6 separate regions of the Homo sapiens genome follow, and regions 2, 3, 4, 5 and 6 are each linked to region 1. Evidence: chromatin contacts called from ENCODE Hi-C or POLR2A ChIA-PET data. All regions are on one chromosome and are shown on one strand. Each heading gives the region's core, a stretch centred on a gene start or an enhancer-like site at or near the end of the contact. The rest is flanking DNA. Distances are from core to core; before and after follow the strand shown. Region 1 has its middle 4.0 kb from the start of RNU5A-1. Region 2 holds the start of OAZ2 (ornithine decarboxylase antizyme 2). Region 3 overlaps LOC105370866 (a long non-coding RNA gene). Region 4 holds the start of TRIP4 (thyroid hormone receptor interactor 4). Region 5 holds the start of CSNK1G1 (casein kinase 1 gamma 1). Region 6 holds the start of ZNF609 (zinc finger protein 609).

The links. A loop is a pair of places that touch in the nucleus more often than their neighbours do. ChIA-PET counts read pairs that join two places held with the same protein, here RNA polymerase II (POLR2A). Pooled maps may share reads with other maps.
Region 2: a loop to region 1 is called in a map of CD8-positive, alpha-beta T cell, with 8 times the contacts of the local background. The contact joins the promoter of OAZ2 here to the enhancer-like site in region 1. A Hi-C loop is called at or near these places in 4 of 168 maps with a recorded cell type or tissue (CD14-positive monocyte, CD8-positive, alpha-beta T cell and naive thymus-derived CD4-positive, alpha-beta T cell), 1 of 37 single-sample maps with no recorded cell type and 11 of 50 pooled maps. POLR2A ChIA-PET finds 5 or more read pairs at or near these places in 2 of 52 experiments (Panc1 and activated T-cell).
Region 3: a pooled map shows a loop between it and region 1 (6-fold over the local background). The contact joins two enhancer-like sites. A Hi-C loop is called at or near these places in 1 of 37 single-sample maps with no recorded cell type and 6 of 50 pooled maps. POLR2A ChIA-PET finds 5 or more read pairs at or near these places in 3 of 52 experiments (HEK293, T-cell and activated B cell).
Region 4: a loop to region 1 is called in a map of naive thymus-derived CD4-positive, alpha-beta T cell, with 6 times the contacts of the local background. The contact joins the promoter of TRIP4 here to the enhancer-like site in region 1. A Hi-C loop is called at or near these places in 1 of 168 maps with a recorded cell type or tissue (naive thymus-derived CD4-positive, alpha-beta T cell), 1 of 37 single-sample maps with no recorded cell type and 9 of 50 pooled maps. POLR2A ChIA-PET finds 5 or more read pairs at or near these places in 3 of 52 experiments (CD4-positive, alpha-beta T cell, PC-9 and activated CD4-positive, alpha-beta memory T cell).
Region 5: a loop to region 1 is called in a pooled map, with 4 times the contacts of the local background. The contact joins the promoter of CSNK1G1 here to the enhancer-like site in region 1. A Hi-C loop is called at or near these places in 3 of 50 pooled maps. POLR2A ChIA-PET finds 5 or more read pairs at or near these places in 2 of 52 experiments (HepG2 and activated CD4-positive, alpha-beta memory T cell).
Region 6: a loop to region 1 is called in a pooled map, with 6 times the contacts of the local background. The contact joins the promoter of ZNF609 here to the enhancer-like site in region 1. A Hi-C loop is called at or near these places in 8 of 50 pooled maps. POLR2A ChIA-PET finds 5 or more read pairs at or near these places in 3 of 52 experiments (activated B cell, activated CD4-positive, alpha-beta T cell and activated T-cell).

Annotation. Positions count from the first base shown.
Region 1 is chr15:65,297,695-65,302,465 of GRCh38, reverse strand. No RefSeq gene overlaps it. Among named protein-coding and RNA genes, the nearest start is that of RNU5A-1, 4.0 kb to the right of the region's middle. RefSeq lists an enhancer at 760-1,275. Within about 2 kb of position 1,890, at least 3 of the 41 ENCODE cell types and tissues checked have a DNase peak (open chromatin) inside an H3K27ac peak, as active enhancers do; they include CD4-positive, alpha-beta T cell and CD8-positive, alpha-beta T cell, where a contact is called at or near this core.
Region 2 is chr15:64,700,989-64,705,453 of GRCh38, reverse strand. OAZ2 (ornithine decarboxylase antizyme 2) reads left to right here and starts at 2,173. Exons shown (of 5, transcript NM_002537.3): 1 at 2,173-2,425. The coding sequence starts at 2,406. It overlaps LOC124903507 (a long non-coding RNA gene), which reads right to left and starts at 911. Exons shown (of 3, transcript XR_007064679.1): 1 at 822-911. RefSeq lists silencers at 2,038-2,357, 2,368-2,587 and an enhancer at 4,216-4,465.
Region 3 is chr15:65,818,344-65,822,979 of GRCh38, reverse strand. The region is part of intron 1 of LOC105370866 (a long non-coding RNA gene); the gene reads right to left. Among named protein-coding and RNA genes, the nearest start is that of DENND4A, 28 kb to the right of the region's middle. RefSeq lists an enhancer at 1,550-1,669. Within about 2 kb of position 3,204, at least 6 of the 41 ENCODE cell types and tissues checked have a DNase peak (open chromatin) inside an H3K27ac peak, as active enhancers do.
Region 4 is chr15:64,385,217-64,390,008 of GRCh38, reverse strand. TRIP4 (thyroid hormone receptor interactor 4) reads right to left here and starts at 2,173. Exons shown (of 13, transcript NM_016213.5): 1 at 2,045-2,173. The coding sequence starts at 2,145. It also overlaps a transcript of PCLAF not described here. RefSeq lists enhancers at 1,457-1,957, 1,887-2,376, 1,958-2,458.
Region 5 is chr15:64,352,669-64,357,783 of GRCh38, reverse strand. CSNK1G1 (casein kinase 1 gamma 1) reads left to right here and starts at 1,611. Exons shown (of 12, transcript NM_022048.5): 1 at 1,611-1,796. RefSeq lists silencers at 1,676-1,725, 1,836-1,895, 2,286-2,345.
Region 6 is chr15:64,459,226-64,464,069 of GRCh38, reverse strand. ZNF609 (zinc finger protein 609) reads right to left here and starts at 3,492. Exons shown (of 10, transcript NM_015042.2): 1 at 3,232-3,492. LOC105370861 (a long non-coding RNA gene) reads left to right here and starts at 3,483. Exons shown (of 3, transcript XR_932367.3): 1 at 3,483-3,571. RefSeq lists silencers at 3,161-3,260, 3,321-3,440 and an enhancer at 3,901-3,970.

The DNA of each region.
Region 1 (4,771 bases), core at 641-3,140:
CCAAAATACAAAAACAAAATGTGGAACACAAAATAAAGATGAGGAGTTCTGAGACTCAAGGCAGCTCAGCCGTAGCAGCTGCCCCGTGGTCCGGGCTGAATCCTCCCCATGACTTGGAGTCGGCTCTGACCTTGCCAGAACTTGAGGCTGAAGCCGGGCCCGCAACCGAGGCGCCCTGGTTCGTGATGGTGAAGTGGAAGCCAGTCTCCTTCACGTGGTCGTCACCCAGCTGGCTGTAGCCCAGGCCTCCCTGGCGGGGCGCGGGTCGGGTGGGGGCGTGCTGGTGCTCCACTTCACACACTGCTGCTCACTCTTTACGGGCCACGTGGGGAACATCGAGGGGTCAGTGGGGGGGCGGGGGGCGATCTCGCAGAAATACTCGCTTGCGGCCATCCTCAGTGCTCCTCCCGGGGAAGTAGGTCAGGAACTTGTTCGTAAGATGAAAGCCCTGTTCTGAGAGCAAGGCCCCCAAGCCCTTGCAGAGGTTGCTATAGGGGTACTGGCTGAAGGTCATCTTCTTGACTGCTGGAAGGTTACTGTAGCCATTCCTATTTGTTTTTGTTTTGATACACGTTCTGTCACCCAGGCTGGAGTGCAGGGCTGCAATCATAGCTCACTGCAGCCTCAAACTGCTGGGATTAAGCACCTCCTGCCTCAGTCACCCGAGTATCTGGGACTATAGTCTGCAAGCCACCACATTGGGCTAATTTTATTTTTTAATTTTTTGTAGAGATGGGGGTCTCCCTATGTTGACAGACATGTTGCCCATGCTGGTCTCGAATTCGTGGGCTCAGGGGATTCTCCCACCCCTGCCTCTGAAAGTGTTGGTGAGAGGTGACAGCGCGCTGGCAGCCCTCGTAGCCCTCGCTCGCTCTCGGTGCCTCCTTGGCCTCAGCGCCCACTCTGGCCGCGCTTGAGGAGCCCTTCAGCCCGCCGCTGCACTGTGGGAGCCCCTTCCTGGGATGGCCGAGGCCGGAGCCGGCTCCCTCAGCCTGCGGGGAGGTGTGGAGGGAGAGACACCGCAGGAACCGGGGCTGCGCACGGGGCTTGCGGGCCAGCTAGAGTTCCGGGTGGGCGTGGCCTTGGCGGCCCGCAGTCCGAGCGGCCGGCCGGCCGGCTCCGCCGACCCCAGACAGTAAGGGGCTTAGCACCTGGGCCAGCAGCTGCGGAGGATGCGCCAGGTCCCCCAGCAGTGCCGGCCCACCGGCGCTGTGCTGGATTTCTTGCCGGGCCTTAGCTGCCTCCCTGCAGGGCAGGGCTCGGGACCTGCAGCCTGCAATGCCTGAGCCTACCCTGCCCACCCGCCATGGGCTTCTGCGCGGCCGGAGCCTCCACGGACAAGTGCCGCCCCCTGTTCCACCGCGCCCAGTCCCATGGACCGCCCAAGGGCTGAGGAGTGCCGGCACACGGCTCAGGACTGGCAGGCAGCTCCACCTGCGGCCCCAGTGGAGGATCCACTGGACGAAGCCAGCTGGGTTCCGGAGTGTGGTGGGGACTTGGAGAATCTTTATGTCTAGCTAAGGGATTGTAAATACACCAATCAGCACTCTGTATCTAGCTCAAGGTTTGTAAATGCACCAATCAGCACTCTGTGTCTAGCTCAGGGTTTGTAAATACACCAATGGACACTCTGTATCTAGCTAATATAGTGGGGACGAAAACTTTTGTGTCTAGCTCAGGGATTGTAAACACACCAATCAGCACCCTGTCAAAACGGACCAATCAGCTCTCTGTAAAACAGACCAATCGGCTCTCTGTAAAATGGACCAATCAGCAGGATGTGGGTGGGGCCAGATAAGAGCATAAAAGCAGGCTGCCCGCTCCTGCTGCGGCAGGCAGGTGGGGTGTTTTCTTTGATACCGAGGTGGCTTTTTTTCTTTTGCTGTTTGCAGTAACTTGCTATTGCTGCTGCTACTGCTCCGTGCGTGGGTCTGGCCTATGAGCTGTAACACTCACCCTGAAAGTGTGTAGTTTCGCTCTTGAAGCCAGTGAGGCCGGAAACCAACTGGGAAGAAGGAACAACTCCAGATGTGCTGCTTTAAAGAGTTGTAATGCTCACCGTGAAGGTCTGTAGTTTCATTCCTGAGCCAGCAAGACCACGAACCCACCAGAAGGAAGAAACTCCGAATGCATCTGAAGGTCAGAAGGAACAAGCTCTGGATACGCCGCCTTTAAGAACCCTGAGATTCACCACGAGAGTCTGCGGCTTCGTTCTTGAAGTTAGTGAGACCAAAAACCCACCAATTCTGGACACATTGGGATTAAAGGTGTGCCACTGCGCCAGCCAGCGTTACGTCTGTTTTGATAGTCTTGCATGCTTGCTGTAGTTCACAATGTAAGGGGAAGTTAGAAACCCATTGAGATGCAAAGTTCTCACCATATGATAATAGCTACGTCTCATAGGACCTAGCAAGGGGTTAAGGGGTGGGTTCTCTGAGTACTGACCTCCCCCCGTATTGAGCCTTGGGAGAGAGTGTTTCCCTTTTCCTGGGCTTTAGGAGACATTTATTTGTTGGCCTGTACTGTGCTTCACTCTGGAAGGGTCCTGGATAGCTTTCACTGTTGAGAGAACTGAAAGGAGAGTTAACTTGTTTGTAGCTCTGTGAGTCTCCACAGAGGGTCATGGAGTTTCTACAATTTGTGAATCCGAAGCTTGGACTCACGTTGATCCGTTATTTATGATGTGGCTTGCACCTCAATTTCCAGCAACAATTCGTGCTAATTTAATTTAGGAAATAACTGGCTGGGCGCGGTGGGTCACGCCTGTTGTAATACCAGCGCTTTGGGAGGTTGAGGTTGGGGGGATCACCTGAGGTCAGGAGTTCAAGACCAGCTTGGCCAACATGGTGAAACCCTTTCTCTACTAAAAATACAAAAATTGGCGGGACGCAGTGGCATGTGCCTGTAGTCCCAGCTACTCTGGAGGCTGAAGCAGGAGAATCGCTTGAACCCGGGAGGCAGAGGTTGCAGTGAGCGAAGATCGTGCTACTGCACTCCAGCCTGGGTGCAGAGACTTTCGTCTCAAAAATATAATAATCCAGTGTGTATTTTATACTTAAGTACATCTCAATTGAGACTGGCCACATTTCAAATGCTCAATAGCCACATGTGGCCAGTGGTTGCCATATTGAACAGTATACTTCTAAATCCTTTTGGATCTTCTATGAAGATAATCATATGGACTGAGAATAATAATTTTTTCTTTTTTCACTCCTTATACTTTTCCCTCCCCCTGACTTTTCTTGTTACACTTGCCTGGCAAGGCCCTTAGTGAAAAATTGAATGGAAGCAGTGATACTGTCATCTTTGTCTTTTTCCAGACTCTAAAGGGAAAGTTCACAACACTTTGTTATGTGTGAATGTTTTTGGTGGTGGTTCTACTTTAAGCAGATTCCCATCTATTTCTATTGTAATAAGATAAAAACATAGCTGGGCTTGGTGGCTCATACGTGTAATCCCAGCACTTTGGGAGGCCGAGGCTGTAGGGAAGGCTTGAGCCCAGGAGTTCGAGGCTGGCGCCTGGCCAACGTGGTGAAACTCTGTTCCTACAAAAAAACACAAAAATTAGCCAGGTGGGGTGGTGCGAGTCTGTAGTCTCTACCGCTTGGGAGGATGAGGTGGGAGGATCACTTGGGCCCGGGAGGTCGAGGTTGCAGTAAACCTACATTGCACCACTGCACTCCAGCCTGGGCAACGGAGCGAGACTATCAAAAGTAAAATAAAACTAAGTTATGTATATACTATATATAAAAATGGATAGATGTTTAAATTTGTCAAACTTAAACATTTGATAAATGTACATTCATGGGATTACCAAATGATTCTGCTTTAATCTCATATAGTGTTGATCAATCTACACTAACAGATTGATGGGGCTTTTGTTTTTTTTCTTTTTCTTTTGAGACAGTCACTGCTGAAGTGCAGTGGCGTGATCTGGGCCGACAACTTCCGCCTCCGGGGTTCATGCGATTCTCCTGGTTCTTTTTTGGTTTTGTGTGTGTGTGTGTGTGTGTGTGTGTGTGTGTGTGTGTGTTTAGATGGAGGCTCACTATCACACAGGCTGGAGTGCAGTGGTACAATCTCGGCTCACTGCAGCCTCTGCCTCCCAGGTTCAAGTGATTCTCTTGTCTCAGCCTCCCAAGTAGCTGGGATGATGACAGGCGTGCCCCACCACACCTGGCTAATTTTTGTATTTTTAGTAGAGAAGGGGTTTCACCGTGTTGGCCAGGCTGGTCTTGAACTCCTGGCCTCCACTGATCTTCCCGCTTCGCCCTCCCAAAGTGCTGGTATTACAGGTGTGAGCCACTTGTGGCCAGCCTACACAGATAAACGTTAAATCATTTTTGTAGATTGTTCTCTGGTTTCTATTTGTTGTGACCAGATGCCAGGGCCCAGTTATAAGAAGCAGGTTCTCTTGTAGAAGCAACATTCAATCATTACAAATTTTTCTGTAGAGACTCTCCCTATAGGGAAGGTAGTTGGTGGGGGGCCTCTAGGTCTCAGCTCCTATTACGTTACCTCCGTTCTTCGAACTCCTTGCTCATTTCTGCTGCAGCCTCCGCGATGGCCACAAGAGGGCCCAAGTTCCATTTAGTGCTCAGTTCTGACTCCAAGGCCCACCCGTTATGGTCGTGGCGTCAAATATCTTCTTCCCTTAAATCCGAAAAGTATTTCGAAAATGTATGCTCCTCTTGCACATTTTAAAGATCATGTCTACAGCTTTCTTGTGATAACTTACAATATAAGTTTAAAGAGATGCAAAGGATGAGTA
Region 2 (4,465 bases), core at 924-3,423, 600 kb after region 1:
CTAACTATACCACTTAATCGCTTTGAATTAAAGCTAGCATGTTAACATGTCTGGTATAGACAGACCCTCAATAAATATTGGATGACAGAATAAATCTCTCTGAGGTTTAATTCTCTTCATCCTTAAAACGAGGGTGGAGAGCTGTTCTAAAATTTAGTACTTTACCCATGATGCTCAATAAATGGTCGCTATTATTGACATAGTGAGTTCTCAATATTTGTTGATTCATGGGTCAAAAACTGTCCTTCAGGTTAAAGGGTTACTTGGCCAGGAATGGGCTGGCAGAAGTGAGACATTCCAGCTCCCTCTGAGGGTCCAGGAGGATTGCCCAGGTCTCTGGGACTATGCGATGGGGTAGATCAGGGCTGGGTTTAAATGTCCAATTTTGCTAAGTACTAATGTAAGAACATACCTGACTTGAACCTGGAGGAGTAGGTAGGGATAGCTGAGGGACAAAGTGGAGGATCTTAAAGTGAACCAGAGTATGAGACCAGCCTTGCCTGAATATCTAGTGATAATCCGGGCAGTTTCGGTATCATTTACCACTTTAATTTGTGTTGAAAAAGCCTTAGCTTGGTAGCTCCAGCCTTCCTTCTGTGCCTCCATCCCCATCATCCAAAACCCAAAAGCATGCTGTTTGTGAAGGAGAGTAACCATATCCTGAGATGACTCCAATGTGAGATGTTTGTGAACTGAAAGTCATAGTGACCGCCGATCTGGAGTGTCACCCTTTCTCTGAGTTATCACTCTTTCTGCAAAGCTGTCCCTAATTCCCTAAATTACTTTCTCTGTGGCATTCCTCAGATTGAGCACTTACTTACCTGGTATTGTGATGACCTGTGTCTCTCCCCTTGACCGGATTGTGACATCCAAGGCAGGAACCTTGCCTGGTTGATTATGGCGTATTCTTGGACTCTAGCACATGCCTGGAGCATACAGTAAGTAGCTATTCAATAATTATTTGTTGGCCGGGTGCGGTGGCTCATGCCTGTAATCCCAGTACTTTTGGAGGCCGAGGCAGGTGGATCACCTGAAGTCAGGAGTTCAAGACCAGCTTGGGCAACATGGTGAAACCTCGTCTCTACTAAAAATACAAAAATTAGCCGGGCATGGTGGTACATGTCTGTAATCCCAGCTACTCAGGAGGCTGAGGCAGGAGAATCGCTTGAACCCGGGAGGTGGAGGTTGCAGTGAGCTGAGATTGTGCCACTGCACTCCAGCCTGGGCCACAGAGAGAGACTCCATCTCAAAAATAAGTAAATAAATAAAATAATTATTTGTTGAATAACTGAATGGATGTAATCTGAGGTGACAGAGTGACCCACTGTGATCTGAGATAATGTGACCTCTCTTGATTGCAATCTGGGTTGACTGTGAACAGAGTCGGGGCTTTTGATGATTGTGTTGAAGTGTCTGTGATTGTAACCTACAAGGACTGTGATCTGAGGGGTCTGCGCACCGGTGACTGTGGCCTTCAGGCACTAATCTGTCATAAGGACCAGTAGGGATAATGAATGGAGGTGACTGAACTAGTAACCTTGCATGATCGATTGAAGTAACTTGCACTGATTGTGATCTGAAGTGACCGTGAACAAGTTAGTGACGACGCTTTCCACGACTGTCTTGTTGTGACTGTGCTCATGATCTACAGAGTTCTGGCTTCAGATGACCTAAGCCAGTGCTTGGAGCAGCCTTGACGATTGACATGAGATGTGTGCGAGATGCTGAGATTGTTGATCTACCCTGACAGCTGAGGTTATTGATCTGCATTATGAGCTGAGATAACAGATCTGTGGGCCTGGACTCAGACTAGGAATGGTGCTAATATGTGTGTAGTTCTCTTAAGATTTCTGATTTTGTTTTAATATCCTCCCAAATGGCACAGCCCTGTTCGGCCCCACGCCAACAAGGAATAGGGATGAGGACCAGGTTGAGTCAATCCTCACAGAAAACTACCGGAAACACAACGCATCTTCTGGGCCGCGCTGCCGCAGCTGCGGGCAGACCCACCGCCTTGGTCATGGCCTCCTGCACAGCCTGCCCTTCGTTCGGACCCCCTAGCCCTACCCCCACGATCGGTCCGTGGTGCGCCTGCGCGGAGGCGGGGCGGTGCTTTGCCCTTTGTTGTGGGCCCCAGTTTCCCAGGACACCGCGCGGCGCTGGGGTGGGGCTATGCAGATGAGGCACTCGGGGGCGGGGCGGCGGCGGCGGCGGCGGCGGTGGCGGCCGGGGAGGGTCAGTTGGAGGCAGGCGCTCGCTGAGGCAAAAGGAGGCGCTCGGCCCGCGGCCTGACAGGGACTTAGCCCGCAGAGATCGACCCCGCGCGCGTGACCCCACACCCACCCACTCATCCATCTATCCACTCCCTGCGCCGCCTCCTCCCACCCTGAGCAGAGCCGCCGAGGATGATAAACACCCAGGACAGGTAACGGCCCGGCCCAGGCTCCCCGCCCCCATCCTCCCTCATCTGCTCCAGAGGGCCTCTCACGTACCCCTAGCCGGCCCCCGCCCCCCGCAGCGGGGCCATCCGCCCCCAGCCAGGTCCGTTCACCACTTCAGCCACCCTAGTCCGGTCCTCAGCCCTGCAACTGGGCCTTCTTCTGTCCTTTAGCCCCCTCTTCAGCCGGGCCCATCCCCCTCATCCGGGCCTTCTCCTCCCCTAAAGCCCCCAAAAGCCGGAACCCAACCTTCCAAGCAAGTCCCCTTTTTTCTTTCAGCCCCACCGAATTGTGCCCCATTCCCCAAACTGGGCTTTCCCCGGCATCCAGATTCCCCAAATTGTTTCCTGTCTTCCTCAAATCTTTCTTACTCCCCTTATAAGTCACTTCACCCTTCCCTTTGAATTCCCTCCCTGATGAAAACTGCACCCCCCACCCAGACTCTTCTCATATCACTGCCCCCCGCAAAGTCAACCTCCATCCTTCAGTTCTCAGTTTACCCCCACTCATCACCCTCCCCCCATTCTCTTCAGGCCTAGCAGTCCTTACACAGATGTCCAGCCTCTTCCTCCTGGTCCCATACTTCAGCTTCATCTTTCCCCCACCTTCCCCTCTCCACACCCCTCTCCCAGTTAGGCCCCATTTTCCCAGTCTCCCAGCGCCATTCCTTTTATTTATCAAACACCAGGTTTGATTCTTGTGCTCCATCCTGTTGCCCCAATGGTATACCCCCAACACTCTTGGAAACATTCTTACCCTCTAAACATCTTTTCTCAGCTGGAACTCATCCTTCTCCTTCCCCTCTTAACTGAATCCCGTCTTTGGATCATTAGATCACAGGACCCAGCCATCTCGCTTCCAGTGAACCTTCCCCCTGTACCTCCAGTGCCTTCAAACCAAGCTCTATATTCTGGACACTAGATCTTTGCAATTTCCTCCCTCAAAACCCGACCCTAGTCTTCCCCCATTAATTAGAGAAAGGCTGCACATCTTTCTCAGACCGAGCACCCTGGTTTTCCAAACTTGCATGGTATATCCTTCCCCCTGCAGATAGTTCCTCAATTTTCCTTTCTCTACATGCCTCTCTTTCTCCAAGACAACCCTTCTCACCTATCTCTCCCTCAAATTTTAATATATCCCATATTTCTGCCTCTGTTCTCTGAAACTGTTCCACAATTTCCTAATTCCCCGGAATTTTTAATCCTAGTTGCTCCTTATACATCAGAATGGCTTTCATTTACAATTTGGACCTAATTCTCTTCCTCATTTTTTCCCCAAACTTGTTGCTGTCCTGTCCAAACCGTGTCTGAAGCTCATTAGTTCCCCACACCAGACCTTTTGTCCCCAGATTTGGCCTTATGGCCTCTGCCTCTCACTTGGGCCTCATTATTTTGCAAGCAGATCCATTCCCTGTAAATCTTCCTTAAATTGGGCCATGTTCTATTCAGAATTAGACTAGTTCCTCTCAAATGCATTGCCTTCTTTATTGCTTTTCTTTGCATAGAGCCCTCTAACTGCCACTCAGGATTCCTCTCAAACTTGGGCACTCTTCTTACTGAAATAGTCTCTCAACTTTCCTTTCCCACTTGTTAACAGCACCAGCCTTAAATATTCCAACTGGGTTTTCAGCTTTTCTTGTATTTCAGTGTTTCTTACCCTGGCTTCACATTTGAGAAATCAGTCACTTGGGCCTTACCTTCAAAGATTGGTCTCATTGGCCTAGAGTGTCCTGATTATTAGCATATAGTTTTAAAGCTCCCCAGGTAATTCTTTATAATGCAAAGCTGGGGTTAAAAACCACAGCTTCCTTCCTGCAGCTTTTCCCATCCTATTCCTGTAGTGGGTGTCAGCCCTTTTCTACTGACAAAGGCCTAATTTTCTTCGAGGAATATTTTTTTTTTTTTTTTTTTTTGAGACAGGGTCTCACTCTGTGGCGCAGGCTGGAGTGCAGTGGTGCGATCTGGGCTCACTGCAACCTCTGCCTCCTGGGCTCAATTTCTTCAGGGATTTCTTAGTCTTTCTCTCTC
Region 3 (4,636 bases), core at 1,955-4,454, 520 kb before region 1:
GCAATTCTCCTGCCTCAGCCTCCCAAGTAGCTGGGACTATAGGCTCATGCCACCATGCCCAGCTAATTTTTGTATTTTTAGTAGAGACAGGGTTTCACTATATTGGCCAGGCTGGTCTCGAACTCCTGACCTCGTGATCCGCCCACCTTGGCCTCCCAAAGAGCTGGGATTACAGGCATGAGCCACTGCACCCGGCCAAGCCAAAGATTTTACAAGCTGGAAAGAGCCTTAAGAGATCACTTGATCCTTTCCCCTGTCTTCGAGCGGGTAAAATATTTTTCCATTTAGCAGAGGAAGCATCCAGTGCCCAGAAAGCCTGAAAGTTATTGAAGGTTTCACAGCCAGCAATTACCCTCATGCTGCAGGACTTATTCCATTCTTGCTGCACGACCATTTATTAGCAATCCTGACTCTTCCAGAAAATTGCAATGAAAGCCAAAAAGAGTAAACTATATGATCATTAGTTGTTTTCTTTTTATCACACATCCTGAATTCTTCTAGTCCTAACCATATTTTGATGTATTATTTATAAGAGCCATCTGGTCACAGGTTCCTGGAGAAAACTCTGGAATTTTAAAAAGTCTGCTTTATTTTTCCAGGAAACACACTGCATAGCTCCAATCTATCCTTTACGTGTTCATCAGGGATACAGAAGGCAATTTGGATTCTTTTTTTAAATTGAGATATAACTTACCTACAGTAAAGTGCACAACTTTTTTTTTTTTTTTTTTTTAGACAGAGTCTCGCTCTGTTAGCCAGGCTGGAGTGCAGTGACACAGTCTCGGCTCACTGCAACCTCCGCCTCCCAGGCTCAAGAAATTCTCCTGCCTCAGCCTCCCGAGTAGCTGGGATTACAGGCGCCTGCCACCACGCCTGGCTAATTTTTGTATTTTTAGTAGAGACTGTGTTTCACCATGTTGGCCAGGCTGGTCTCAAACTCCTGACCTCATGTAATCTGCCCTCCTCGGCCTCCCAAAGTGCTGGGATTATAGGCATGAGCCACCGTGCCTGGCCTTTTTTTTTTATTTTATTTTAAGATGGAGTCTTGCTCTTGTTGCCCAGGTTGGAGTGCATTGGCACAATCTCGGAAGCTCACTGCAACCTCTGCCTCCCAGGTTCAAACAATTCTCCTGCCTCAGCCTCCTGAGTAACTGGGATTATAGGCGCCCACCCCCACGCCCGGGTGATTTTTGTATTTTTAGTAGAGATGGGGTTTCACCATGTTGGCCAGGCTAGTCTCGAACTCCTGACCTCAGGTGATGCGCCTGCCTCGGCCTCCCAAAGTGCTGGGATTACAGGCGCGAGCCACCGAGCCTGGCCAAAGTGCATAACTTCTAAGTGGACAACTCAAAATATTTTTACATGTGTATGTATCATGTAACACCACTCAGTTCAACATATAGATTGTTACTAGCACCTCTGAAGAATCTCTGTGCCCTATACTAGTCAGCACCCTCTAGGGATAACCACTGTTTTGACTTTTATCACCACAATTTAGTTTTGCCTGTTTTTGAACTTCATATTAATAGAATCAGACAGCATGTATTGTATTTGTTTTCTTTCACTCAACACTATGTCTGTGAAATTATTGACCATATTCTAAAGATGCAATTCATCTTCTGGCTCAAGTCCTCAGGGAATCTGTCAAAACTATGTACATACTATGTTAGCTATACACAGGTATGCATAGTCTAAAAACAGGCAGTTGAGAAAAGAACTTTCTTAAATGACCAAAATAGAATAACCAACCTATGCTGCTCTTGTTGCTTTCTACTCTTGCTTCAATTTCACTTTCATCTCTGCTTTGAAATGGGATCTGATCCACCCAAGTATTTTCTTTTCTTCTCCCACTAATGGATAAATAGCTTATGCAATTTTCCTTATTTATATCCAGCATTCCCCATTAATGCTCCACAATCATTGGTCTACAAGGTATAAATGGCCTCAAGCTATAATTTGATGCAGCCCTCTATCATCAGCAAGAAAAGCATTACTGGGGCCAGGTGCAGTGGCTCATGCCTGTAATCCCAGCACTTTGGGAGGCTGAGGCAGGTGGATCACGAGGAGGTCAGGAGATAGAGGCCATTCTGGCCAACGTGGTGAAACCCCGTCTCTACTAAAATAAGAAGAAAAAATTAGCCGGGCATGTGGCGCATGCCTGTAGTCCCAGCTACCCAGGAGGCTGAGGCAGGGGAATCACTTGAACCCGGGAGGCAGAGGTTGCAGTGAGCCGAGATCCCACCACCGCACTCCAGCTGGGGGACAGAGCAAAACTCTGCCTCAAAAAAAAAAAAAAAAAAGAAAGAAAAGAAAACAAAAGCATTATTATTGGACGGGGTGCAGTGACTCATGCCTGTAATCCCAGCACTTTGGGAGGCCAAGGCAAGCAGATCACTTGAGACTAGAAGTTTGAGACCAGCCTGCCAACATGGTGAAACCCTGTCTCTACTAAAAATACAAAAAACAGCTGGGTGTTGTGGCAGGCACCTGTAATCCCAGCTACTGGGGAGGCTGAGGCAGGAGAATCACTTGAACCCAGGAGGTGGAGGTTGCAGTGAGCCAAGATCGCGCCACTGCACCCCAGCCTGGGCGACAGAATGAGAGCCTATCAAAAAGAAAGAAAAGAAAAGAAAGGAAAGGAAAGAAAAGGAAAGGAAAAGAAAGGAAGAGAAAGAAAGAGAAAATAAAAGAAAGATTAAAGAAAAGAAAGAGAAAGAAAGAAAAGAGAGAAAGGAAAGCATTAAAAGCATTATTATGCTCTATATTCAGATTCAACAGATATTTACTGAGCACATATAATCTTTAATGTATTTTGCTAGGTGTTATGGAGAACTACAAAAATATAGCAAGCATGGGTTCTACCCTTATGAACATTCAGTCTAGCAAAGAAGCAGTATAGTATGGATATCTACATAAAAGATCATAATATAAGCTATAAAGTATTAAAAATGACACCATTTGAGTTAAAAGAAAAAAGATGCTATTCAAAAAGCTCAGAGGAAAAGTTAGCTTCTAGTCAGGGTGGTGTCAAGGAAGCTTGGTGGGAGAGTATTTATACTAGAAGGATTAAAAGAAGTAGGATATCATGACTAGATAGGTTTAGTCATACAGCGGATGGGGCAAGGGCATTTTAGATAACCATAAGGACAAGGACCCTGAACTGGGAAATTATGCTGCATGTACAGGGAGTGACTGTGCAGTCTGACCAAAGAACAGGGCAAGTAATGAAGAAACTGGGGCCCCGGGTGGTTATGGATTACCCAGAGCCATAGCACCAGACAGCCCTAGAATGGGCATTGAATCCCAGGCGTTTTCCTTCTTTAATGCTCCCACAATATGACCAAGTCAACATTTTAGTCACTGCTCTGCTTTATTTACAACAACCCATTATATATTGTCCATTAAGTAATTGACTCAACAAACACTTATCGAATATCTAGTACACTCTAGGCATAATTGGATGCTATGGTCTCCAAGGCTGATTTGATATGTGTTATAAAATACTTTTTCCCAAGTGGGGAATAGGGCTAATATTGGGCTAAGACAGATTGTCTTTGTCTTTGTTAAAATTTTATAGAGTTATACTTCAGAGCAAATACTATAAACAACAAAGACAATTAAATAAACCACAAAAACAGATCTCTGTATCATGTTTTTCTACACGACATCAATACACTGAGTCTTAGCAATGACTGCCCATGTGTTTTTTCCATAACTATGCTTACTTATGTTTTAGCAAGGGGTAATACAGAAGGATATGAAACCCTCCATCCTTGAGCGAAAGTTTAAAAACATTTCTAGTATTATAGTAGAACAAGACTCACTTCCGTTTAGCTTATCAACCACCAAGAGACATTTCCCCTTTGTACTTGTTATGTTTTAGTGTAACTATGGAGACACAGCACTTTCCATGCAAGTGACACACATGATTTTGGTTTAACATACTCATTTTCTGAGAAACATTTTAAAATGTGGTCACTATTTTAAAAATTGTGGTCACTATGAGATCTTTGAGCTACTTTGGTATTTCAATGTAAATCCATACATTTGTTAGCAATATTCATTGAGGGAAGAGTTAAGTACCACGGATTATGGATTCTTTCTGATTCCATCAAACTATTCCTAATTAAAGCTTTGGTGCCAGAAAAAAAAAGGTAATTATGAATTGAACAAATTGGGCTATCAGATATTTTTATAAATCGTAGGGTATATCAAGTTGAGTTTTGAGAGCTCTGTTTCCAGGTATATGGCAGGCTAGGAATTCACACTGCACCTCCCACTGGAAACAATTAAAAAGGCTGAATTAAAAAAAATCTTAAACCTCTTAGAAGCATTGAGCATGGGCAAGAAAGAAAGAAATTATTAGGTCAAAGAGAAGTGAAGAAGGAATCCAGACAGGTAAGTGGACAACACTGTCCAGGTGTACAACACCAGGAGGCACCATTTGGATTCTATTCACCTAAATGATGCTCTTGGGGTTGTTTGATGCTATGGCCCTGAGATCACTTTGCCCTAAGGGCATTTGCTCAACCTGGTGAACTGCAGCTTGGGCTTCACAATGGTTCCAGAGACAAGGTAAAGCCGAGGGCTTGGAGAATCCCATTGGAGACCATTCTCCCAATAAAGCTTGGACCCT
Region 4 (4,792 bases), core at 924-3,423, 910 kb after region 1:
AAAATTGGGCCAGGCGTGGTGGCTCATGCCTGTAATCCCAGCACTTTGGGAGGCTGAGGCGGTTGGATCATCTGAGGTCAGGAGTTCGAGACCACCCTGGTCAACATGGTGAAACCCCATCTCTAGTAAGAATACAAAAATTAGCCAGGCATGGTGGTGCGCGCCTGTAATCCCAGCTGCTCGGGCTGAGGAAAGAGAATCGCTTGAACGTGGGAGGCGGAGGTTGCAGCGAGCTGAGATCGCACCACTGCACTCCAGCCTGGGCAACAGAATCTGTCTCAAAAAAAAAAAAAAAAAAAAGTGAAAATTTTGAACTTATATTCGTAAAAAACACTTTTCTGTTTTATATATTGCAAAGTTTCATTATTTCATTTGATAGCATTCCACTGCTTTAAAAAATGTTTGAAAACTACTAAATACTTAATCTGACTGCGTTCAAGCAAGGGTAAAGCCAAACCATAAGATTTCGCTGTTTTGTTTTGTTGTCTATTCTAGTGTTAAAAAAAATCCTTTATCTTGTTGTTTACTTTTTTTATTTCTGTAGAGACAGGGTCTCACTATGTTGCCCAGGGTGGTCTCCAACTCCCAGTCTCAAGCAATCCTCCCACCTCTACCTCCCAAAGTGCTGGGAATAAGGGCTTGAGCCATCTCCTAGGGCCTCAAAAAAATCCATTAAAATAACCTACTTGAACTGTCTCCTTGCCAAAAGTCTATTTTCTCCGAAACTCAGAAACTCATCTTACTTCCTACAAAAGCCCTAGAACAGCAATTTAGGTTTCAACATCAGTGACCAAGGAATCAAATGAAGGAACACTTTCAGTTCTTCGATCAAGTCCCATTTTTGTAGTTTTCTCCCCTGCCTGAACACTTTGGACCGCCACCTCTGTCTATTCCTTAGTTCTCGGGTGAAAGTTATCCTTTCCAATAAACCTTCCGAGTTTTTCAAATCTTAATGAGAATCCTTTATTTTGTGCTCCAACAAGCCCCTTCATTTCCCCAACCTCAGCACTCATCAACGAAGGGGAACCCAACTGTCTTGTCTTTGTTACCCCAGCACCTGGCGTGTAACAGCAGCGCAACAAATGTTCTTCAATCAGTTGAAAGTAGATATTAAGTCATGTACACCATCTCCATTTCATAGGAGTCATAAAGCATGATAAGCTCTACTAATGATTAATCTTATAAATGAAGAAACCAGGGTACAGAGAGAAAAATTAAGTTGTCCTGGGTTCTAAAACAGGTAAACGACAACAGAATATAGAACCTGAGACTCCAGAGTCAGAAGCTATTTGTACTCTACCACGCTGCTTCCACTTAAATTCTAGGTCCTATTGACACAGCTGACCCTGTTGGCTCTACTGACACAACTCAGATTGGGCCGACTAAAATGTTCAGAGTATATCTGGGTGCGGTGGCTCATGCCTGTAATCCCAGCACTTTGGGAGGTCGAGGCGGGCGGATCACTTGAGATCAGGAGCTGGAGACTAGCCTGGCCAACATGGTGAAACACTGACTCTACTAAAAATTTTTAAAAATTAGCCGGGTGTGGTGGTGCGTGCCTGTAATCCCAGCTACTTGGGAGGCTCAGGCAGGTGAATCACCTGAACCCGGAAGGCGGAGGTTGCAGTGAGCCAAGATCGCGCCACCGCACGCCAGCCTGGGCGACAGAGACTCCGTCTCAATAATAACAACAATAATAATAAATAAATAAAAGAGTAAGGGGTTCAAAGTTAGGAAATACAGTTTGACCTGCCCCTTCTCTCTAGAAAGGAAACTGGCTCCTGGGACAGCCTTGCATTTCTAATTATTACAGATTGGGCGTCTTCCCAGGAAAAAAGCCCGACCGGCAGACTGTGGAGCCGGACACCCTATTCCAGAAACTAAACTACAAAGGTGGAGGCCAAAATTCGACGCCTACAGACTACAGACTGCAGCCCCTTTATCACATTTCTCTCTTAACTTTTCAGTCCTCCCCGCTTCCCGGTTCGCTCAGGCAGTGCACATCCCAGAGCTCCTTCCCCGCTTGGACCCGAACTGTTCTCACTGAATGATCTCCTCGCTGACATCCAGGCCGAAAGTCTTCCGCAACTGCTGGGTGCACCAGTGCACCAGCGGCTCCCCGGACACCGCCCCAGCCACCGCCATCTTCCCCAGCCGGAACCAGCTGAGCTGCAAAAGCCCCACGTCCTGCACCGGACTAGTTCCCTTCGCAACACCAACCTCTCTCACGCGGGTTCCGCCAGCTTGCACCGCCCCGCAAGGTCGCACCGCCTCCAGTGCAGATCCCGCCCATCTGTGCGCCTCCTGCTTCTTCCTGCTTTGTTGTCTACTTCCTTGTGCCCTCCGGAGTCGAGCTCTGTCAGTGCATGATTCTTGCCAATCGCTAAACGTAGGACTCGAGGAAGGCCATTGGCAATTCTGCTAAGAAGACAGTGCAAGTGCCTATAAAAACGACAGTTTAGGGGGAAAACAAACCAATACCCGGAAAGCTGAGAGGCCAGCTTTTTAATCGTCATGGTTTTATGTAAAATAAAACAGCACGTGGAAGGTATTGTAAGCGCTGTAAGTTTTTGCTCTGGTGGTGGTTTTAATTTTTTAATTAATTAATTAATTTATTTATTTATTTTGAGACGGAGTCTCGCACTGTCGCCCAGGCTTGAGTGCAGTGGCATGATCTCGGCTCACTGCAAGCTCCGCCTCCCGGGTTCATGCCATTCTCCTGCCTCAGCCTCCCAAGTAGCTGGGACTACAGGCACCCGCCACCACGCCCGGCTAATTTTTTTTGTATTTTTAGTAGCGACGCGGTTTCACGTGTTAACCGGGATGGAGTGTTTATTTTTAATACCCCCTGTAGTCGACTACTAGATTCACACCGCTAAAACTTCTATTTTATTTTTTGAGCCATGTATTTTCCAGGAGAGCCAAGACAACTCAGCAAGCTCGAGGGTAAAAAACAGTAAAACAGGAGTTGGAATTTGGCTTTGAGGACTTTCCACATGAGTTCTCAACCAAAAATGACAGTATTTAAGGGCTGTCTGCAATTCCCTACCCCGCTAAGACAATGGGCTGGGGAAAATTTAGCCAAACTTTTCTGGAGATCATAATGTCTTCCCATTCATTTCTGGCTTTTTGTTGCATTTGCAGGTTAAAAGTTCTTCATTTCTACTAGCCTGTTTAGACTAAGTGGTCACATTAAATTGGCAGCTGTTTTACCTTTTTGCTAGTGTTTTCATTGGCATAAATATTATAATTAAAATCATGAGTGTATTGGCCGGGCGCAGTGTCTCATGCCTGTAATCCCAGCGCTTTGGGAGGCCGAGGCGGGAGGATCACCCGAGCGCACACGGAGACACACACACAAACACACACACACACACACACACACACACTGGGCGTGGTGGCTCATGCCTGTAATGCCAGCACTTTGGGAATCAGAGGCAAGAGGATCACTTGAGCCCAGGAGTTCCGGACCAGTCTGGGCAGCATAAGGAGAATCCTCATCTCTACAAAAATGAAAAAAATTAGCCTGGCATGGTGGCACATGCCTGTAGTCTCAGCTACTTGAAAGGCTGAGGTGGGAGGATCACTTGGGCCTGGAAGGTCAAGCTTGAAGTGAGCCCTGATTGCACTACTGCACTCCAGCCTGGGCGACAGAGCAAGGCCTTTTTACAAAAACAAAACAAAACCTCATAAGTGTATTGATTTACATTCCATTTAGATTGTCGTAGATATCATTAATTTGGAAAGCAGATGATTTTCCAGGGTTTTTTTTTTTAAGAAAAAGTCAAAATACTCTGTGAATGTTTATTAATTGTGGGTACAAGTTTTGTTTCTTTGTAAAACTCCACTACATTTAATAATAATTGTAAGGTATCAAAGTCATTTACCTGTTTATTTATTCAGTCCCTGTGTTAGGGTTCTCCAGAGACAGAACCAATAGGATAGATAACAGATAGATATAGATACAGATCTATGAGGAGATTTATTAGGGAATTGGCTCAGGAAATTATGGAGACTGAAAAGACCCATGACAGGCCATCTGCAAGCAGGAGACCCTGGAATGCTGGTAGCTGGCTCAGTCCAAGTTGTGAAATCTTCAAGTCTCAAGGTGGAGGGCCTGGAGTTCTGATGTCTGGGAGCAGAAGTCTGAGAAGAGTGTCTCAGCTCCAGAAGGAAGAAATATTTTTTCTCACCTTTTTTGTTCTGGGTCCTTGGTTAATTGGATGGTGCCCGCTCACATTGAGAGCAGATCTGCCCCACTCAGTCCACTGACTCACATGCCAGTCTCCTTTGGAAATACCCTCAAAGGCACCCAGAAGCAATGCTTTACAAGTTATCTAGGTATTTCTTTTTCTTTTTCTTTTTTTTTTCTTTTTCTTTTTTTGAGATGGAGTTTCCTCTTGTTGCCCAGGCTGGAGTGCAATAGTGCAATCTTGGCTCACCACAACCTCCGCCTCCCGGGTTCAAGCGATTTTCCTGCCTTAGCTTCCCGAGTAGCTGGGATTACAGGCATGTGCCACCATGCGCGGCTAATTTTGTATTTGTAGTAGAGATGGGGTTTCTCCATGTTGGTCAGGCTGGTCTCAAACTCCCGACTTTAGGTGATCCTCCCGCCTCGGCCTCCCAAAGTGCTGGGATTACAAGCCCTCTAGGTATTTCTTAATCTGGTCAAGTTGACACCTAAAATTAACCATAACAGTCTCCATAACTAAAACATTAAGTGCTTGAAGGCAGAGACTATGACTTAAGTTTTTTCATATAATATAATTTAGTATGTCATACATGTTATGAT
Region 5 (5,115 bases), core at 362-2,861, 940 kb after region 1:
ACCATTCATTTTCCCAATATTTTCAAACCCCAAATCACCCAGACACAATAAATGAGGTCTCTTTTCTTATCCATAGTGTCGGTATGAAAGTTTATTTTGAAGGTTTTTTTTTTTTTTTTTAGACGGAGTCTAGCTCTGTCTCCATGCTGCAGGGCAGTGGCGCGGTCTCGGCTCACTGCAACCTCCGCCTCCCGGGTTCCCGCGATTCTCCTGCCTCAGTCTCCCGAGTAGCTGGGACTACAGGCACACGCCACCACGCCCAGCTAATTTTTGTTTGTTTGTTTATTTATTTATTATTATTTTTGAGACGGAGTCTCGCTCTGTCATCAGGCTGGAGTGCCATTGGAGTGCAATGGCACGATCTCGGCTCACTGCAATCTCCGCCTCCCGGGTTCAAGCAATTCCCCTGCTTCAGCCTCCCGTGTAACTGGGACTACAGGCACGTGCCACCACCCCCAGCCAATTTTTTGTATTTTAGTAGAGACGGGGTTTCACCATGTTGGCCAGGATGGTCTCCATCTCCTGACCTCGTGATCTGCCCGCCTCGGCCTCCCAAAGTGCTTACAGGAGGACTACAGGCGCGAGCCACCGCGCCCGGCCAATTTTTGTATTTTTAGTAGAGACGGAGTTTCACCATGTTGGCCAGGATGGTCTCCATCTCCTGACCTCGTGATCCGCCAGTCTCGGCTTCCCAAAGTGTTGGGATTACAGGTGTGAGCCACCGCACCCGGCATATTTTGAGTTTTGAGTGGAGGATTAGACAGTCTTCTTCCTTCCCAAATTTGATTATGGGCTCCCTTTAGCCTTTTTCTTTGTTTTCTGTCTTTTTTCCACCACCACCCCGCCCCCGAGGCGCAGTCTCAAGAGGTCCTGAGAACATGTGCCCTGCTCTCTGTTTTAAGGATTAAAATAACTGTCGAGTTACATTGAATCTTTTTTGCCTATTCCATTTGGCTAGGTTAATTCCAGACCTTACACAAACATGTGCAGCTCTTACAAAATGTAGGTGAAGACAACATTTTTCTAACCATTCGGCTTCATGGGCTGTCACAGGAGAACTAAGTGCATGAAAAACCTTTCACAACATTGAAAGAAATTTTAAAAATCTGGTTGAAACACAATTAAAAATCCACAAGAGGGAGATGCTTGCTAAACCGTCAGAAAATAATTCCCTCGAGGGACCTGAGAGAGGAGCCTGGAGCCTTAGGAACAGCCACTGGGTCAGCCACGGGATTAAGGGTGGGAGGGAGCAGGAGTATATAGAGACGGGGGCTTGGTGGAGGAGTACAGTTGAAGGGAAAAGCGGGATGGGTTTCGTGCCTCTGGCAGCGAAGCGTGTACTTGGTCTAAGATCTTGAGCAGAAGGTAAGAGCGTGTTGCCAAAGCAGAGCTCAGTGCTCCCGATATATCTTCTGGTAGTCCCAGAAGAAATGGGGGTGGGTTGCTTTGAAGGCACTTCCGCTTAGCAACCCCACGCGGTTGCTAAGGAGGGGGCAGCCGTGGGGATAACCCGGAAGTGATGGTGTCAGTTTAACGCTGCCTGCCCAAAGTTTGTCCTATTAGGCCCGCCAGGGTACTCTGCGACTCCGGGACGAGGGCGGGGCCGCGCTAGTGGTTCCGGTTCGGCTCCAGCCGCCCCTCGGCTCCTCGCCTTCCCCCTCCCGTCCGCCTTCTCCCCTCCCTCCCGCTCCTGGGAAAGAGAGAAACCACCGCTGCGGGTGGGTAGAGAAGCACTTGGCGCCTCGGGGAGGGGACCGCGCCCGCCTCATTTGCGCCTTGCAGCACTGCTGGACCAGGTATCTGCCCGGCTTCGTCGGGGTTCTGTAGGCTGAAGTCTGAGGGGGTGTGTGTGTGTCTGAGGGGGTTGGTGGGGGGCCCTTTCCTGGGCGTGGGTGGGGGACGCCGTGATCCCGGGTGGGGCGCAGGCTGGCGTTTGTGTCTGTGGAGGGTTGCGGGGGCGGAATGGAGGGGCTGAGGGACACAGCGGGTGGAGAGTTTCGGTTAGCGGGGTAGAGGTAGGCGGAGGAGGCGCCCCTTCCGAGAAACTGACTCTAGCCGGTGTGGACCGGGAGTTTGCCACCTGGAGGGCTTACTCTGAAAGGGGGAGCATCCCCCGGGAGCCAAAAGGAGGGCACAGATCTCGTCAGGGTGACTGGGGCTATCCCGTGCTTCCATTGCCCTCTTTCCCTACCCACCCCGCTGGGACAGAGCTGGACTTCGAAGGTTGTGGGGGTTCTGAGTCGACTGGGTACCGCGGGGAGCCGCCCTTGGCGGAGCTTAGGGCACAAGAGTGGGTAATGAGACTTTCCTCTACCCAACTTCCGTACGCTTCCCCCACTTCTTCCTTTACTGTTTCCTCGCCCCCACGTCCTACAGGAGCAATGTCCCCCAAGTGGGCAGGCATCACAATGTAAAAGAGAGTGGAACTGGGTTTGTTGCCCCTAAATGACACTTAAGATGTTTGGAAAGTGCCTGAATGACATATTCAACCAAGTCTCCCAGCTCGATATTAATTCCGGTATAAATTACCTTAGAAAAGTGGAATTCTGAAAAGCATTTAACAATAGGCTAGTCCAGGTGTAGTCTTGTGTAGTAGATGTACGTGTTTATTTAAAAAGAATGGACTGGGGAAACCATATAGATGTATCACAGGTCTAGGCAAGACATGTTGAGGCAAGGCTTTTGCAGCCTCTTTCTTACCTGCCAGTAAACCTGTCCTAATTTAAATGAAGTAGAAAGATCCTCTTCATTTTTGTTTCAATCAGTGACTGAATACTAGGTGCTGTGTAGTGATGTCTCAGAACAGATATGTGAATTTTCAGAGAGAGAATGAATGTTCTGCTGTTGAGCCTGTGTCTTAATCTTTTAAGGAGATAATTGCGGTCAAGTGGAAGTATTGACTTTCAGGCAGATAAATCTTGGGTTGAACCTAGACTATGCCAGTTGCTAGTTACTGACCTTGGGCAAGTCATGGAACCTACCAGAGCTTTTGTTTCTTCATAAGTAGTATGAGTTAAAATTCTTACCTGTATTATAAGTAACATCCCATTTTAAACGGAACCACCTTTGAATTAGAAGATAAATTATTACCATTAATCATACACAGTCAAGGCAGCCCAGTTTTGTGAAACGAGGTTTGAGATAGGAAAGCAACCGGATAATTTTGAAAAAAAAATGCATACAATAGGACTTTCAGTGTCTTCTCGAAATTGATCGTAGGTAGCATGAAATTCAGTTATCAGTAGTTTCTTAAAATTCAAAATAATAAAGTAGAATATGGCCCATTTATTGAAATGAGCAAAATATATTTTATAGATTTTTCTCAGCTACACCATATTGGTGTTTATAGTATGGATTAACACGAAATACATGAAAAAGTAATGTATGTAAATCTTAACATCACATGTCTCTTTAAAGAGAATTAAAATTGGGGTGTAAAATAGAAGGTACTTGTTTTTTGTTTGTTTGTTTGTTTGTTTGAGACAGAGTCTTGCTCTATCACCCAGGCTGGAGTGCAGTGGCACGATCTCGGCTCAGTGCAACCTCTACCTCCAGGATTCAAGCGATTCTCCTGCCTCAGCCTCCTGAGTAGCTGGGATCACAGGCGCCTGCCACTACACCCAGCTAATTTTTTGTATTTTTAGTAGAGAGAGGGTTTTACCATGTTGGTCAGGTTGGTCTTGAACTCCTGACCTTGTAATCCATCCGCCTTGGTCTCCCAAAGTGCTGGGATTACAGGTGTGAGCCACCGTGCCCGGCCTACTTGTAATTTTAAGATAAAAATCAGCAGCATCAGCAGCACCTCTCATCTCAGTTAGATTTATGCTACTAGAAAAACTTATATAATATTCAGAAAACAAAATCGAATACATTTCTGCCTTTAAATCATTCCTTATTACGATATAGAAATAAATCCAAGAAACATGAAGTCTGTTTTTTATTTATTTTTAGTGACAAGGTCTTTCTCTGTCACTTAGGCCAGAATGAATGCACTGGGGCAATTATACTCACTGCAGCCTCAAACTCCTGGGTTCAAGCAAACCTCCTGCGTCGCCCTCCCAAAGTGTTGAGATTACAGGTGTGAGCCACCTCACCCAGCCCATGAAGTCTTTTTCTTTCTTTTTTTTTTTTTTTTTTGAAATGGAGTCTCACTCTGTCACCCAGGCTGGAGTGTGGTGGCACGATCTCGGCTCACTGAAACCTCCACCTCCCAGGTTCAAGCAATTCTCCTGCCTCAGCCTCCTGAGTAGCTGGGATTACAGGCACATGCCACCACATCCAGCTAATTTTTTTGTATTTTTAGTAGAGACGAAGTGTCATCATGTTAGCCAGGATGGTGTCTATCTCCTGACCTCGTGATCCACCCGCCTCAGCCTCCCAAAGTGCTGGGATTACAGGCATGAGCCACCGTACCCGGCCAAAGTCTTTATACTCATTTGTTTTGTGGATTTAAAATAATATAGTTATGTGTCACCTATTATATGTCAGATTTTCAGCTAACGTAGTTTGCTTTTTGAGGTGACTTATAGTTAGTTATTTTCAAATGTAATTTATACTCAGAGGACAAAAATCAAATAACTTCCTGTAATAATAGATGTTTGTGAGAATACAAAGTTTGCAATTCAGTTTGACCTTTTTTGAGAAGTTCATAAGTTTTGTGTAAATTTGTGAGAAATTTTCTTTTCTTTTTTTTTAAAGACAGATTCTTGCTCTGTCACCTAGGCTGGAGTGCAGCAGCATAATCTCTGCTCATTGCAATCTCCGCCTGCTAAGTTCAAGCAGTTCTCGCACCTCAGCTTCCTGAGTAGCTGGAACTACAGGCGTGTGCCACCATGTCCAGCTAATTTTTGTGTTTTTAGTAGAGAAGGCGTTTTGCCATGTTGGCCAGGCAGGTCTCGAACTCCTGACCTCAAGTGATCCGCCAGCTTTGGCCTCCCAAAGTGCTGGGATTACAGGCATGAGCCAACACACCCAGCCCTGAGAAATTTTCAAATATATTTCTTCCCCATGTCTCTTTGTTTTATAAAGAGTTGAAATTAGGCCAGGCATGGTGGCTCATGCCTGTAATCCTAGCACCTTGGGAGGCCGAGGTGGGCGGATCACCTGAGGTCAGGA
Region 6 (4,844 bases), core at 2,243-4,742, 840 kb after region 1:
TTTTTTCTACCAAGAAGCTGGGACGGGTAGTTGGGGGGGAATCCAAAGCACTCTTTGAATGATGGTCACAATCAGAAGACTCACATGAGATTCCTTGTGGCAAGGGCCCAACTCTGAAGCCACTAAATCTAATCAGGACAAATTTAATCTGAGGCTTCTGCCTTCACTGTCACCTGACAGCATTCAGAAATAAATGCCAAGAGCCCAAGAGCAAAAAGCTTTGGACTCAGTTTAGCTGAGGCTTCACTCAAATATTCCTAGGACACAGAGTTGGAAATAGTCTAAAGACAGACAACACCTCCAGTAAGGCCTGAAGACAGTTCTGTTATCAAAAAATATATAAAGGTCAGAACAACCTGTTCCCTCCTATCAAAGGCCCAACACCTCAGTGGCAGGCCATCATTTAAAGAAACTCACTGAAATAAAAGGATAAGGGAGGCACCATAGACAGACTAATTGCCTCAGAAAGACCTTTACCAAAACCAAAGGCTAAAGTTCTTATTCAACACTATCCTATGGGAAATGATTGGCTATTGTGTACACAGCACATTATATACAATTCCCCACTCACAATGAGTTTTACTTCTAATCTCTTTTTAAAGAAAAGTTGTATTTAATGTCCTAAATGGAAACCTCTTTTCCAGGCCCCAAATTTTTTTTTTTTTTTTTTAAAGACAAGGTCCTGCTCTATCACCCAGGCTGGAGTACAGCGGTGCAATCACAGCTCACTGCAGCCTCAACCTCCTGGGCTCAACGAGATCTTTCTACCTCAGCCTCCCAAGAAGCTGGGACCACAGGCGTATGCCACTACACCCAGCTAACATTTTTTATATTTTTTGTTGAGATGGGGTTTTGCCATGTTGCCCAAGCTGGTCTCGAACTCCTGAACTCAAGCGATCTTCCCACCTCAGCCTCCTGAGTAGCTGGGACCACTGGCATGTGCCACTATGCCCAGCTAGCTGTATTTTTTTAAATTTTTGTAGAGATGAGTTCTCACTATGTTGCCCAGGCCACTCTCAAACTCCTAGGCTCAAGTGATCCTCCTGCCTCAGCCTCCCAAAGTGCTGGGATTACAGGTGTGAGCACCATGCCTGGTCCCAAATAATTTTTTACACAACTAATAGTACATAAATATTATTTGAGCACTTCTATCAGATATGTACAATAGGATTCCTTCTAGTTTGTTCTCATCCTTCTCTCACTAATAATCCCTAAGACCCATACATTTTTTCAAAAATGTTTATTTCTTTGGCAAATTTCTTAATACAGAGGCAGATATAGACTTTTGCACAATGAGCAACTCATGTCCTTTCATTAGAGTTAAAATAAATATTGAAAGGTTTGTTCCCACAGCCCTTGCCCAGATAGGCAAATTCTGTGGCTTTTTTGTTGTGCTATTATTATTGACCAGGAAGCCACCATTAAAAAGGTACTTGGTTCTTGACTTTTTTATTTTTTATTTTTAAAGAAACAGGGTCTTGCTTTGTTGCCCAGGCTGGTCTTAAACTCCTGGGCTCCAGCCATCCTCTGGCTTCATTCTCCCAAAGTGCCAAGATTACAAGCATGAGCCACCACACCTGGGCTTGACTCCCCATCTTAACACTGCACAGGTTTTTAGTGGTATTCGGAAACAAACAAAAATCACTGCATGAGTGTTCCATTCATATAAAAGAATTAAATATGATGATTCAACTAAGAGTAGAACCTTCCCTTGAAGTCTTCTTCCTTAAGGGTCTGAAACAAACATCGTAGTTGAGTCTACCAGACACTATTCCTTCACAACTTAGTACAGGCTAGCCAAAGAGGCAGGCACAACATGGCTGGCATCCCTTATTCTTCTGAAAAATGTGTGCCAATGAGCTCTGCATTGTTCCTCACTCAAAAAGAAGAGCCTTTCTCTCTGGCCTCCTCCAATGGCAAGCCCCAGTCTGGAAAAGGAAGAAAATGGCACTGAGGAGCCTGGGAGATGGAGCATATCCAAAGCTCTCAGACAAGACTTGAACCTATGACCTTCACTGTGTACACAATAGGCGGGTGAGAGGGACCGGTTTATCTCTGCTGCAGCAGTTCTCAGCCCTGGGGTAGCGCTCCCGATAAAATGACACGACTATTGTGTGTGGCAGCAGAACAGTCATCTCCTCACAACAGCCTAAACCAGCACTCCCTCCCCCAAGACAAAGCAGCAGGGGTGAAATTAACTCAAGGCTGCAGAGCAAAGCCTAATACAGAAAAGGGAGGCCTGTAGGGGCTTGGGGACTCTCCTCAACCCCTTAGGCTCTGGACACATGGCTGGAAACAGACAGGCTTTCTTCCCTATCTTTCTCACTCTCATTTAGGTAGGGAGCTGTTTCTTAGAGAATTTAATCATCCGTGATTTGTTCAGAAATATTCCCCCTGAAGGGCTCTGATCTCTCCACCCTGTGTGAGCCTAATTCCTCGAAGCTGAAATGACTGTTTGCTGCTGCCTGTTTCACAAACACACATTAATTGGTCAGATGTGTCTCCTCCTCCTCAACCCCAGAGGGAGGAAGGAGAATCTGAGCAAAGCACAGAGATGATCCAACCGTAATTACACATAAAGGGAAAAGAGGGCAGCATGGGTTTTCCAAACAGGATAGGGTCACAAACCCTCCCGGGGGTACAAGGATAGCAGTTGAGGTCCAGGCCCAGGGATCCCTCCATCTTGAAGAAAAGGACAGGAGTAAATGTGACCTGAAGACTGTTAGGGGCACACACCCACAACCTACTTACTGCAGGATCCCAGCCACCTTGCTCCCCACTCCTAGGTCACGCACACGTCCTGCTTCCGACCCTATGCTCTGAACAACCACCACCGCCCCCGCCCCCCCTCCCCCGCCAACTCCCTGACTGGCCCCAGTCGCCCCGAGCGCCCTCAACATACCCAGACTCGCCTCAGAAACTCTCTGGCCTGCTCCCATAACCTAGCCAGACCCTAATCCCCTCCCGGGCACCCCTACCCTCAGCCTGAACCGGCCGTGGCCACGCTTTGAACTTCACCCCGCGCCCCTCGACGCCCCCTCCCCCACCCACGCAACGACCCCCCCTACACACCTTCCCCTCGCTCCGCCCCAGCCCCCCCAACCCCCACTTCCTCCGTCAGGCAGCGCCGCCGCCCCCGGCCCCCATCAGATCCCCTCAGCCCCGCGCCCCATCGGTGCCGCCGCCTCTTTCCTCCCCCAGTCCCGGCTCCACACAAAGCTCCGGACTCACCGCGCGGCCGGTCCCGGGAGCCGCCACCTCCGCCCGCCCGGGGCCCCGGGCCGTAGAGCCGCCGCTGCTACGGGGCCCAGGCCGCCATCCGTTCCCGCGGCCCCTCCCCCCCACCCCACCCCGGCTCCGGCTCCGGCTCCGGCTCTGGCTCTCTGCCCCCTCCCCGCGCCTCTCCGCCCCGCCCGGCCGGTGCCGCTGTGTCCGGGGCCGCGGGTCCCTCAGCCGCCGCCACCGCCGCCGCCGCCGCGATCCGGGACAACCAGAGTCACCCGGAAGACGCGGACACTGGACTGCCAGGCCCTCGGATCCGGATTCCGCGCTTGTGTGGAGTCTGGAGCCGGTGAGCGCAGGGGAAACCCGGAACCTGGATGAAGGAGCGAAATCCTGGGTCTCGGAATGCGCGCTCACCCGGAGCCCAGATTAGGGAGTCTTAGCTCAGGGAATGCTGGAAAACCCGGCGTGCCGGTTAGAACCAAGATAAACTCAAAGAAACCTGGATTAGAGAGCTCGAACCTAACGCTGTCCCCTCGTGGGCAGTAGAACTCTCGCTGGATCAGACTTCCTCATAGAGAGGTCTCTGGGGGGAGTATTGCACCTTATAACACAGAAGACACCTCTTCTGTAGTTGTCCTTCAACCACAGAGAGGAAAGGGCCGTAGGGGATCTGAACATGGGCATCCACAAAGAACAGAAGAGCAATCACAGCTCCTGATGGTTTCATCCATTTTACCCCTTAGTTCAGCAAAGTACCAACCTCCTAATTTTTTATCCTTTGTTCTCCAGCTTTCTCTTTTAGGATTACCACTTGCTTTTCTCCCCAAAGCACCCATTTCTAATCCCTCTATATATCCCTTTTCCCCTCACCATCCTCTATCACTAAATCTTGTTGCCTTTTATTATCTAAAAACCTTATTCTGTCCTTCTCCAACCCACCATTCTAAGGATTGTAGCTTTTATTTTTCCTTATCTGCTATTCATCTCTGATTGCCCAGCATACTATCTAGTGCACAGTAGGCATTCAGTCCATGTTTAAGTGAGCCCTCCCACCCAGCTTTCACTTGTGAAACATCTATTCATGACGACCTCCTAAGACTTCCATCTCATTCCATAGCAAACAAATTTACCTTAATTCTCAAGGCCTCCCACATCCTAGCCCCTATTATGTCCTTCCTGTGTCCTTGACCATTTTATTTTGCTTTGCATTTATCTTACCTTTTTTCCCTTATCCTGGGGCATCCTTCAACAGTGCCACTCAAGATAGCATGTGACTTGGAGATAAAGTGAGGTCATAAAAAGGTGGGGGGAGGGGTTGATAGCTAAAGATAAAAGTAAACCTTTCTGGTCTAGGAAAAATAATCTCTCTTTGGTCCACCAATAGTCATGTTGTTAGACAGTACAGGGGCAGAACTGATCCCAGGTGACAGCGAACTTCCAATGTATACTAGACAAAGTTACAAGTGAGGATTCAGCTACTTAGCAGGTGGAGACAGAGAAGGGTTTAGTGTTTTAGACTTAGGCATGATTTAATTAAGGATTAAACATTCCAGTAGTCATCTCCCACTGAAGGAGCATGACTCTGCCATTGGAGAGAACTAGACTGCAAAAATAGGGAA